2 separate regions of the Mus musculus genome follow, and region 2 is linked to region 1. The links are chromatin loops, found by intact Hi-C in ENCODE. Cell type or tissue: heart. All regions are shown on one strand. Links, peaks and the distances in the headings refer to the core of each region. The heading gives the core; the rest is flanking DNA.

The links. Peaks named below come from ENCODE experiments on the same cell type or tissue, not always from the same donor. Only the 100,000 strongest peaks of a DNase experiment are listed, where the experiment ranks them.
Region 2: it touches region 1 in a loop (6-fold over the local background); 1 of 42 quality-filtered maps calls a loop at or near these places.

The regions. Positions count from the first base shown.
Region 1 is chr6:125,163,415-125,168,780 of GRCm38, reverse strand. It overlaps Gapdh (glyceraldehyde-3-phosphate dehydrogenase), which reads left to right and starts at 3,008. Exons shown (of 7, transcript NM_008084.3): 1 at 3,008-3,229; 2 at 3,470-3,510; 3 at 5,345-5,366. The coding sequence starts at 3,488. Ncapd2 (non-SMC condensin I complex, subunit D2) reads left to right here. Exons shown (of 32, transcript NM_146171.1): 31 at 33-191; 32 at 462-774. The coding sequence ends at 547. In heart, for the core only: no CTCF peak of the experiment used is centred there; DNase peaks (open chromatin) are centred at 1,770, 2,190, 3,120, 3,740 and 2 weaker places; H3K4me3 peaks cover 4,478 bases; H3K27ac peaks cover 5,000 bases.
Region 2 is chr6:125,347,450-125,352,815 of GRCm38, reverse strand. It overlaps Tnfrsf1a (tumor necrosis factor receptor superfamily, member 1a), which reads right to left and starts at 3,093. Exons shown (of 10, transcript NM_011609.4): 1 at 2,754-3,093. The coding sequence starts at 2,792. In heart, for the core only: no CTCF peak of the experiment used is centred there; DNase peaks (open chromatin) are centred at 925, 1,195, 3,095, 3,505 and 2 weaker places; H3K4me3 peaks cover 2,520 bases; H3K27ac peaks cover 3,077 bases.

The DNA of each region.
Region 1 (5,366 bases), core at 236-5,235:
TTTGAAATGGTCCCCTTGCCTTTCTTTTCTAGTCTCAAGGCTACAGCCTCTGACTTCTGTAGACTCAGACAATGACTTTGTCACACCTAAGCCGCGACGTACCAAACCTGGTCGTCCACAAACTCAGCAGCGCAAGAAGTCCCAGAGGAAAGCCAAAGTTGTCTTCTTGAGTGACGAGTCCAGTGAGGACGGTATGATACACCCTCCCAACAGATCAGCTGCCTGTGTGGGGTCTTCCAGTGGGGCTTGCCTAGCTGTGGATTCATTCTTCCTGGCCATGTCTTCCTCACTATGCAGCTCGGCTGACTTTCACAGTGTGCCGTGTGCGTGTGTGTTTGTGTGTGTGTTTGTGTGTGTGTGTGCACACGTGTGCGCGTGCGCACGCGCGCATGTGTTTACTTTGAGATCCATTTTGCCCCATCTTTATGACTCAGCTTTTGTTCCTATAATTCTTTGAATAGAACTTTCAGCAGAGATGACAGAAGAAGAGACACCCAAGAGAACCACCCCCATCCGCAGAGCATCTGGGCGAAGACACAGGTCCTAGGAGCTGCCTTTGCCTACTCCCGTCCCTGCCGTGCAGGGTATCTTACTGGATGATCTTGGATTCAGTGCCCCCCCCCCCTTGTAGAAGTGCTTGTTGTCTGTGGTTTTAACATGGAAATGGCCTTTGCATTGAGGTCTTTCTCTTAGAGCCCTGCTGCCACTTTCCCTTTCTCCGAGCCTGTGCCAATTGCTGTTTTCTAATGAATAAATGTTTTTATAGACTTTTAAGCATCCTGTCCTGGCTGGTCTGTCCCATCCTTAGCCCTGAGCTGTGTCTGGATCTTCATGGCCCCTGTGGTGCCTCATCCTTGCACAACTGAAACTCTGCTGTGCAGAATTATGCGGTTTCTAGGTTCACGTGAACAGTTCTCAGCAGTCTGGGGTACTTTGCACCCCAGAAAACATTCGGTAATACCTAGAGACTTATTTCTGTTTGCCTTGTGGGGCAGGGGGCTGCAGTGAAAGCCTTAAGATGAAGGCCACCTTCATGCACATTGTGCCCCATAACACAGCATGTCAGGAGTACACAACTTGAGAAATGCTGCTCTAGACCTAAGGTTTGTTTCCTCTGTGCGCCCCACCCCATCCCCCGAAGACTGGCAAATGACTCAGCCTGGCTAATGGCAGAGATTATGAACCCCACTCAGTTCTATAGGTGACAAGGTCCATCGCCCCAGAGCCAGTCCTTCACTACACTAAGGGGTCTGCAGGAGGTCCAGCTGTAAGCCATGCTGTGTGCCCACCATCCCCAAGCCCTTAATCTGCTGAGTCACTTGGAGCAGGAGGCACAACTGCTGTTTCTGCTGCCATGACAACAGCACAGTGCTGCTGAAGTGCTCCCTACCTCTTGGTGAGGGGACAGTAATGATAGATGACAGGCGTGAGGCAAAAGGGAAGGTGCACCTCTGAAACACTAGGTTAGGGCTGGGCTATGGAAGGGCTCTTTGGGTAGGAAAAGGGTTAACGCTGTGCATAGAGCCTCGGTAGGAAGGCAGAAAAGGGACTCTGAATCTGCCATGCCTCTCCTCCCCACCACTGCGCTGGGGCCACTCCCACCCTTCCCACCCTGTTCATCTGGCCTGCTCCCCGCTCATGGGAAGCCTGGGCACGGGCCACACAGCTGTCAGTCTAACACAGCCTTGGCTCTGGGGCCCCAAGGAGGTAGGGCAATCTGGAAGGGCAAGGAGCCAAGACTAGATTTGGGGTGCAGCCCAGCGTGCTCCCTGCCTTTTAAGCAAAGGTTATCACCAGGCCAGCTAAACTTAGCAATAGGCTCTTGAGCTAGATGAGCAGGGGGCTGGTTTCATGTTGCACTGGCCTAGCAAAGAGGCGCCAGAGTCCCCCTGCCCTGCACCTGCTACAGTGCTCCCAAGCCCTTCCACCCTTCCCAGCCTCCCTACCCTTCGGAGTGAAGAATCCCGGTCTCGAAAAGACAAAATAAAACCAAAGAATGCCTTTTCTCCCTTCCACTTGTGGCAAGAGGCTAGGGGCTTCCCTGTCCTGGCTCAGGGGTATAATATTTCCTCTCCTGTGTTCTCCCCTCACTGATCTCACCCTGTGTCCACGAGGGCAGCCAAAAAAGGAGAGTCCCTGGCTCCAGGGCCAGTCAGCACGTCCCTGGATGGGGAGGGACTTCCGCCCTCACGTCCCAACTCTCCACCCTGGGGCTACAGTGGGTGAAAGGGGCAGTGTCTCCTAGCCTGGGCGGGGCAGCTCTCAGGTTCCGAGGAGGGATACTATAGGAGGCCTCTGAGCCTCCTCCAATTCAACCCTTAAGAGGGATGCTGCCCTTACCCCGGGGTCCCAGCTTAGGTTCATCAGGTAAACTCAGGAGAGTGTTTGTAAGTCTCAATTATCAGGTTTCCAGGCTGCAGGGCATCCTGACCTATGGCGTAGCAATCTCCTTTTCAAGCGTCTTCCTGGCCACCCCCTTGCCCTCACAGCGCGGTACACAAGCCAGGCCTCTGGCCAAAGACAGAAGCCAGGAGGGGGGGGGGGGCAGATAGGGAAATGGGGCTCCTGAGGGCTCCCGCGGGAGGAAAAGTGCCCCCACCCTGGCATTTTCTTCCACTCTTTTTTTTTTCGGGGGGGGGGGTTGCTGTGTCACTACCGAAGAACAACGAGGAGAAGATCCTCAACTTTTCCGCAGCCTTTTCAATAATGGGGAGAGGTTCGATGATGCAGTGGCAGGGAGACCCACACTTCTCCATTTCCCCTGTTCTCCCATTTTACTCGGGAAGCAGCATTCAGGTCTCTGGGTCCTGGATGTCCTTGGTGCACACTCCAAGGACTCCTCGTCCTTAAGTTCATAGTCTGTATTCCCTGAGTCCTATCCTGGGAACCATCACCCGGTCACCTCCTGAGCGGGGCAATCTCAGCTCCCCTCCCCCTATCAGTTCGGAGCCCACACGCTTGGTGCGTGCACATTTCAAAAATGAGGCGGGTCCAAAGAGAGGGAGGAGGGGAAATGAGAGAGGCCCAGCTACTCGCGGCTTTACGGGTGCACGTAGCTCAGGCCTCTGCGCCCTTGAGCTAGGACTGGATAAGCAGGGCGGGAGGCGGGGCGCGCGTCATCAGCTCCCCCCCACCATCCGGGTTCCTATAAATACGGACTGCAGCCCTCCCTGGTGCTCTCTGCTCCTCCCTGTTCCAGAGACGGCCGCATCTTCTTGTGCAGTGCCAGGTGAAAATCGCGGAGTGGGCCGCAGGAGGCCGGGGACAGTCGGAAACTGGGAAGGGGAGTGGGCACTGTACGGGTCTAGGGATGCTGGTGCGAAGTGTGCAAGCCGGACCCAGGCTCCGCATTGCAGGGGGGGGATGATGGAGGACGTGATGGGGCGCACGGCGGGAATGGAGGCGGGGTGGGGGAGGGGACTGCCTGGTGTCCTTCGGGCCACGCTAATCTCATTTTCTTCTCCTGCAGCCTCGTCCCGTAGACAAAATGGTGAAGGTCGGTGTGAACGGGTGAGTTCCAGGGCGGGGCCCTGCTCCGTTGCCTACGCAGGTCTTGCTGACCCGGGGGCTCTGCAGTACTGTGGGGAGGTGGATGAGGTGGCCGAAGCGCCCAAGGAGACCTCAAGGTCAGCGCTCGGACCTGGCGATGGCTCGCACTTGCGGCCCCCAGCTGCTGCACCTCTGGTAACTCCGCCTTTGCGGGGATGAGCGGCCCGGAGTCTTAAGTATTAGGAACAACCCCACGCGCCCGTTCAGACCCATCCCGTAATCCCCAGTCCGGGGCTTCTTTCTTTACTTTCGCGCCCTGAGGAGTCACGTGCCAGGAGGGAAGCCCCTCCCCCATCTCCCCCTTCCTCGGGGTCGGTGGCATGGCGTTGTGAGGTGCATACCTTTGCGCATCATCTCCCAGGCTTGGGCTTCCTTTAGGGTAACTGGCCGCCGCCATGTTGCAAACGGGAAGGAAATGAATGAACCGCCGTTATGAAATCTTGCTTAGGCCTTCCTTCTTCCTAGCTTGTGACTAACCTCATTCCTCTCGGCTGGGTGGAGTGTCCTTTATCCTGTAGGCCAGGTGATGCAAGGCTTCCGTGCTCTCGAGAGAGTTCTACCTCACAATCTGTCTCACCTTATTAGCCTTAAAAGCCCTTGAGCCTTATTGTCCTCGGGCATAATGCGTATTCTAGATTATTCTCTGAAAATCAAAGCGGACTTACAGAGGTCCGCTTGACCTCCCAACCCCAGAGGTAGTTATGGCGTAGTGCAGAGCCGTGGGATGGGGAGCTGAGTCATGGTGGTTCTGAAAAGAAATTTTCCACCACAAAATGGCTCCTGTAGTAGCAGCCCCTTCCATCCCCTGCACTTCCCATCACAGCCTCGCACTGACCCAGGCCCTATAGGCCAGGATGTAAAGGTCATTAAGAGGATTGGGTGTCCCTGCGCCTCAGAATCCTGCCCTTCTCCCCGTTCCATCCTCCAGAAACCAGATCTCTCCACTCCGCCCTGATCTGAGGTTAAATTTAGCCGTGTGACCTTTCTGGATCTGGGGTCTGAGCGGGCTCTCCACCCTGCTCCCCCTACACACATCTGTTGCTCCGGCTCTCATTTTTGCCCGAGAAGAACAGGTGTTTCGCGAACGAGCCCTGGGATTAGGGTTGGAAACCCCCCACATGTTTTCTCAGTCTTTCCCCTTAGTTCGAGGGACTTGGAGGACACAGGTGGGCCCGCCCTGTGCTGCTCACGCTGACCTTTAGCCTTGCCCTTTGAGCTTGCTGATGAATGAGTTCACAGGTCTGCCCTGTCCAGGGGGTGTAGCCTGAAGTCCAGCCATGCTGGAACAAACTTCCCAGGGCATGAGTGATGGGGGTGATGTGCCAAGCTTGTACCCAGACTGGGGCAAACTGCCACTTCTTAAGAGACTTAGAATGACTTGGAGGAGGTTTGCTGGGCAAGCAATCACCTCTTGGACAGGAAAGAAACCTCCACTTTATAACCGTGCTATAAAAGCCCTGCCAGGCCTCGGCTGCTCAAAGAATATAAAATTAGATCTCTTTGGACTTTCTAGGGTGGGAACAGTCTATATTTGGGTTGTACATCCAAGCATTCAACTAGCTTTATTAAAGGGAATTCTGAACAAAACATGAACTTCCTGATGCATACATTTCTAATGTACTGTGTCTGCATAAAGGCTTGTACCTTTGTTGTGGTACGTGCATAGCTGATGGCTGCAGGTTCTCCACACCTATGGTGCAACAGTATTCCACTCTGAAGAACATGAGATAGCCTGGGGCTCACTACAGACCCATGAGGAGTTCTGATCTCAGCTCCCCTGTTTCTTGTCTTTCAGATTTGGCCGTATTGGGCGCCTG
Region 2 (5,366 bases), core at 212-5,211, 180 kb before region 1:
TTCAAGTGATGTGCCTGCCTCAAACCTTTGCAGGGGCTGAGGCTACCTACATAGTTTCTTATCTACATTCAGGCTTCAACTTGTACCACCTGGGTGTGAATCTTCCTCTGCACCTCCAGGGCCTGGCTTCAAACATCATTTCCATGGATAAATCCTTCCATGAGCACATACATCTGAGAAACTCACTGTTCTTTGGAACACAGTCTGGCCAGACTGCTTGGTGGATAGCAAAGGAGGAAGGGGAGGGAGGAGGGAGGGAGGGAGGGAGGAAGGGAGGGAGAGAGGGAGGGAAAGAGGAAAACAGGCCCCCACCTAGGTCCTTAAGCATGACTCTTTATTTCTTTTTGGTGTTTTTAAGACACAGTCTCAGTCATCCAGGCTGGCCTCCAGCTCCCTATATAGCCAAAACTGGGCCTCGATCTGAGCACTGGCCTCCATCTCCCAAGTTCCAGGATAACAGGCATGCCCCAAGGTGACTGGCTCAAGGTTCTTTTTCACAAACGCCAGAGTGCCCTTCTCTCTCTGTCACATTTCTCAACATGGCCACTCCACCCCGAGCTGAGATGTTCAGCTTCTGTGACTTCAAAGTCCCACCTCTCCATTCCCCCAACCCAGGCGCCCAACTCCTCTGTTCTTCCTCCTCCTGGCTTCTGCACACCAGTTCCAAGTCCTCCTTTCTATGCAACACCCGCCTTGTTCCCATCTGACCAATCTCTTGTTCCTGAATTGATTAAGCCATTAGTCAACGGTCAAGGTTTCTTTTTCAGGGCCTGGATAGGTGCTGGGGATGGGACATAGCTCACAGTTTCAAGAGCTCTCCATGAGCCAAAGATGATAACACACTATGAGCCTTAGGGTCTATGCAGGCAAGCTCAGCCCAGCAGACAGGCAAAGGCCATTAAGCAAGAAGACAGTTGGCATATAGCCCACCCTCCTCCCCCAGTTCTGCCTCTGGGATAGTACATCACCAAGGCCTTGGAACGTCTTTTCCTCCAGAGTATTCTAAAGTCATTTCCACTCCTGTACTGAAACTTTTTAAAAATAGCAAAGTCTTCTTGGCCTTGCCACATCCCTGCCACGGCCATCACTGCCTCATGACCTCAGCACCTCGTCCTACCTGAACACCTCACAGGCACTGTGCTCTGTACTGATAAGGCAGTGGCCAGCCCCATGTAGACTTCAGTAGCCTTCCGTGTGCCTTGTCTTCAGGATCTGCTTCTGTTCACGGTGCCCCCACCCTCACCTGGGCCTCCACAACTGGCTCAGCCTCTCTCCTCTACCTAGCTGGGCCACTGCACTCTGACAGTTATTGTGACATCTACCGTCACAATGAGTAGTGACGTGAGTAGTGACGAGTATCACTGCTAGAGATGAGAAGAGAGAAGCCAAGCTGAGTCCTTTCTGTTTGTGGCATACTTCTTACTCCCCTTTGGGATCATTCACCTAATCTGAATTGGACCTAGCAGGGAAGGAAATGAATAAATATTTAACACAAATCCATCTACTCAATCTTAATAACAACTATGAGGTACTGATCATTGTAGACATTTTGGAAATAAAAGAAACAAAAAGCGGGGGAGTCACATCACATGCCTGCGTTCATGAGGGTAAGGGTGCTGGGCTGAGCCCTAAATCCAGGTGATCTACCCCTAAAGAGAAAAGAATTAAGTGGGTGGGGGAGTTGGAGAACAGCCAGAGGGGCAGCCTTGACAAGTCTCCCAGGAGAGACTGGGAGACAGGACAGGACCAGGAGAAGGGAGGTGACACCCAGGCAGGGTTCTAGGACCACTGCTTTAGAATGGTGTGTAGAGAAAGGGAAGGGAATAGACACAAAGGAGCCACCCCCACCCCCCCACCCCACCCCCGCAAGGAGGCTCTGGAGACTGACCAGAAGAGAATGAGGAGTGAAAGGGGAGGGAGAAAAAGGCAGGTCTCAGGGATAACGCTGGGCCAGGGAGAGGCAGGACCCAGAGAACACTGCGCCGATGGTACAGCCCACCCAGACAGCCAGGGAGCCCCCAGGATCTACACAGAATAATTATGGACACACAGAAATCAAGAGAACATGAACACTAGGCCGAGGCCAGAGAAAAGTACATTTTCCAGTGACGAAAACAAGCTGCTACCAACTTCCCCAATTGGAACTGTGGAATTGGAAACCGTGAGACTGACTTTTGGGTCTGTGGGGAGGGAGCAGGAGGATACATGGCCTAGATAAAGAGGTATTAGCTACTTAAGGAGGGTCACGCCAGGAGGGACCTCTTGTCTGGAAGCAGAAATGGAGGCGGCAGAAGGTCAGAGGCTGTCTCAGGGAGAAGTCTGGGACCGGAAGGCTGCCCAGCTTTGTCCAGTTTCGGGTCCACTCCCAAGCACGCTTTCCCAAACTCGTCCCGCCAAAGCGGTTCTCCTAGCACCCAGTCTTCCAACACCCTGCCCCACGCTGTTCAACCTCGGCCAGAGAAAGAAGGCTTCTCCGTCTAACTCCACTGGCCGAGCAGCTGGCCTGACCACAGCCCAACACGGGCCAGGACCTTGACTGTCAGGGGCCCAGGCTTGCCAGCTTGGCTTGCCAGATTCTCTCCCTCTCAGATTTCTCCCTTCCACATCTCAGGGCAGCCCCAGGTGAGGCACAGCAAACCTGGCGTCAAACTAAAGCACAGAAGCCCCTGCCCCCATCTCTACCCCTAGTACAAGCCCACTCCTGCCCGGCGCCTCGCTAGCAACCCACCCTCCCCTCCAGTCTCCCATCTCACCAGTGACAGCAGCAGGCCAGGCACGGTGGGGAGACCCATGTCCGGCCGGCAGTGGCCTCTCACTCCCCCATTGGGGCTGGGGACAGGGCAGCAATTGACAACGCTCGTGAATGAAGTAAGATGATCGGACCAGGTGGCCCGGGCGATGGCAGCCTGGGCCTCGAGTTCGAGAAGCTGAAAGTCAGAGGCAGATAGAGATCAGGGTACGGTCCTCCAGGACCTCGCACCCAGTAGGCCCGATCATGAGCCAGAGTTCGGAAAACTCGGAGAAAATTTAAGCTGAGGGGAGAGAGAAGGTAGGAGGGGAAGGGAGAGTGGCGGGGGTGGTGTTGCAAGAGCGGGACCGGAAGAGCCTGGGGAGAGGCGAGGGAGGAGGAGGGAGGGAACTAGGAGGAGTGAGGAGAGGGCCAAGGTTCTTTAACGCTTTGTAGCCCGGGTCCCGTAGCTTGGCGCCCCAAACCCACTTAACACCACTTAAGAGCTTGAGAGTCCACAGAATTCCAGTTCGGACTCCTTTGCTTTTGAAGTGGGTGAGCTTAGACCGGTGGACTAACCCCTCTAAGCCTGTTGTCAATTTCACGGAAGGAAGCCAGCCCACCTATCTCACGGGACGGCAGGCGGGAGTTATTAGGGGGAGGGCAATATCTGATGCTCGCCCGCCGAGAACTCCTTTGCTTCGCGCTCTCCCTCCCTCTGAGTTCCCTCTAATCGCACTTTCTTGGACGTTTACCCAGTCAGCCCAAACCGGGAGGGAAATCAAATGTTCTTTTCTACCCTGCCTGGGTCCTGACCCAAGGTCACTCCCACTGACTCTCATCTGTGTCTTCCAGACAAGTCCCTCAGCTGCCCACCATGGCTCGGTCACCAACGGTGGGGCACGGGTGAGGGGGTGTCAGGCAGCACCCTCTCCTAAGCCTTGGTTGTCTCCCCAGTTGTTAATTTGGAGTGAAAAGTGCCTGCCCTGACATAGCAAAGAGAAGCCATGAGAATTCAGGCTTCTGTAAAGGGCTCCCAGGGCCCCCTTTCCAACCTGTGTGAAATAGGGTTTCATTTAGCCCAAGCCGGCTGGCCTCAAACTCACTGTCTAGCTGAGGCTGGCCTTGTACTTCTCATCCTCCCACCTCCTACCTGCTGAGACTACAGGTGTGCACCACCACACCCAGCTCTAGATATCCTGATGCATCCGTTGGGACTGACCTCAAAGATAGTTATACCACAGTCTGTAGCTTTAGGGGTGAGGAAAAAGCCACGGGACTCTGCACACTGGGAGGCTGATCTCGGAGAATCAGGATGCCAGCCGAGCTCCTACTGCAAGGCCCACAGTTCTCTCTGTCCTTTTGAGTAAGACCTTACCTTCTGATAGCATCCCTTACTAGGGATGGCTGCCTCCTGCCATCCCCATTTGGGCAGGTCTTCAGTGCAATGGAACCCTGTAACACCCGGACACTATTCACTCGAGTGCCCTTGAGACTCAATGACCTTCTTTATGCATGCCAGTTCAACCAACCTGCGGTCCTTTAAAAGCAGCTGAGACTTTGAGACTTGGAGGGAAAACCCAGGAATAGGGGCATAGGGCTTGGGGACTTGGAACCAGAGCTCCTGGCCCTTCTCCCTGTGAGCTACCCTGACTTCCAACCTCCAGTATCCTAACCCTGCTGTCTCCTCTCCTCTGTGACCCTGAAGGCAGAGCGGAAGACCAGCTGGAGGTGTCCCTGCTGCTGGAAGCTCACCCCCCTCTATCAGACTGGCCAGTTTTCAATGGGAGCAAGCCAGGAAAAAGAAATGGTGTGTGTGGGTATGTGGTCGGGGGTGGAGGTGGGGCTTCCCCAGCATAGATGAGGCCTTAAGTTTATCCCCAGCACACACACACACACACACACACACACACATACACACACACACACACAAATAGACACAAAACACACTAGCACATTTCTCAAGGCTAGTTTGGTGGTAAGATTCATATTAATATTAGAAGTGTTTGCCACATGTTAAGAATCCTACAATATCAATAATTTGAAAATAATAATTAACAACTCTTCAAGGTCCCATGCTTAATATTACAAGGAACTTTTAATGGTCTATCTGTGCAAACTGCCAAAGCCATTATTACTTAGAAGTTGGAACAAAAGGGGACTTTCCTTCAGGGCTTAGGATAAACGCTGATTTTTCTTAGCACCTTTGAAGCTTTGAGACAACAGGGTACTAGCATGCTCCATAAAACTCGGTTTAAGACCGTAAAAGCAGGTGAATTTGAGGACATGAAAAGCCAGCTAGTTTTACAGAGGAGATATGAGTAAGAGTAAGAGTAGAAAAGGCATCGGCCGGAGAGATGGCTCAGTAGTTAAAAGTACTTGTTGCTCTTGCAAAGGTTCAGGGTTGGGTTCCCAGCACCCACATAGCAGCTTATAATTGTCACTAATTCCAGTTCCAAGGGATCAGACACCCTCTCCTGGCCTCAGGTATGCATGTGGTATACAGAGATGCATGCAGGCAAAGAGCCATACGTATAAAATAAAAATAGTAAATCTTAAAATAAAAAATAACTGAAAAGATGGTGTTTGGTTTCCAGACCTGGGACAAGGGACTGAGGTGCCTTGTGTTGTTTGTTTG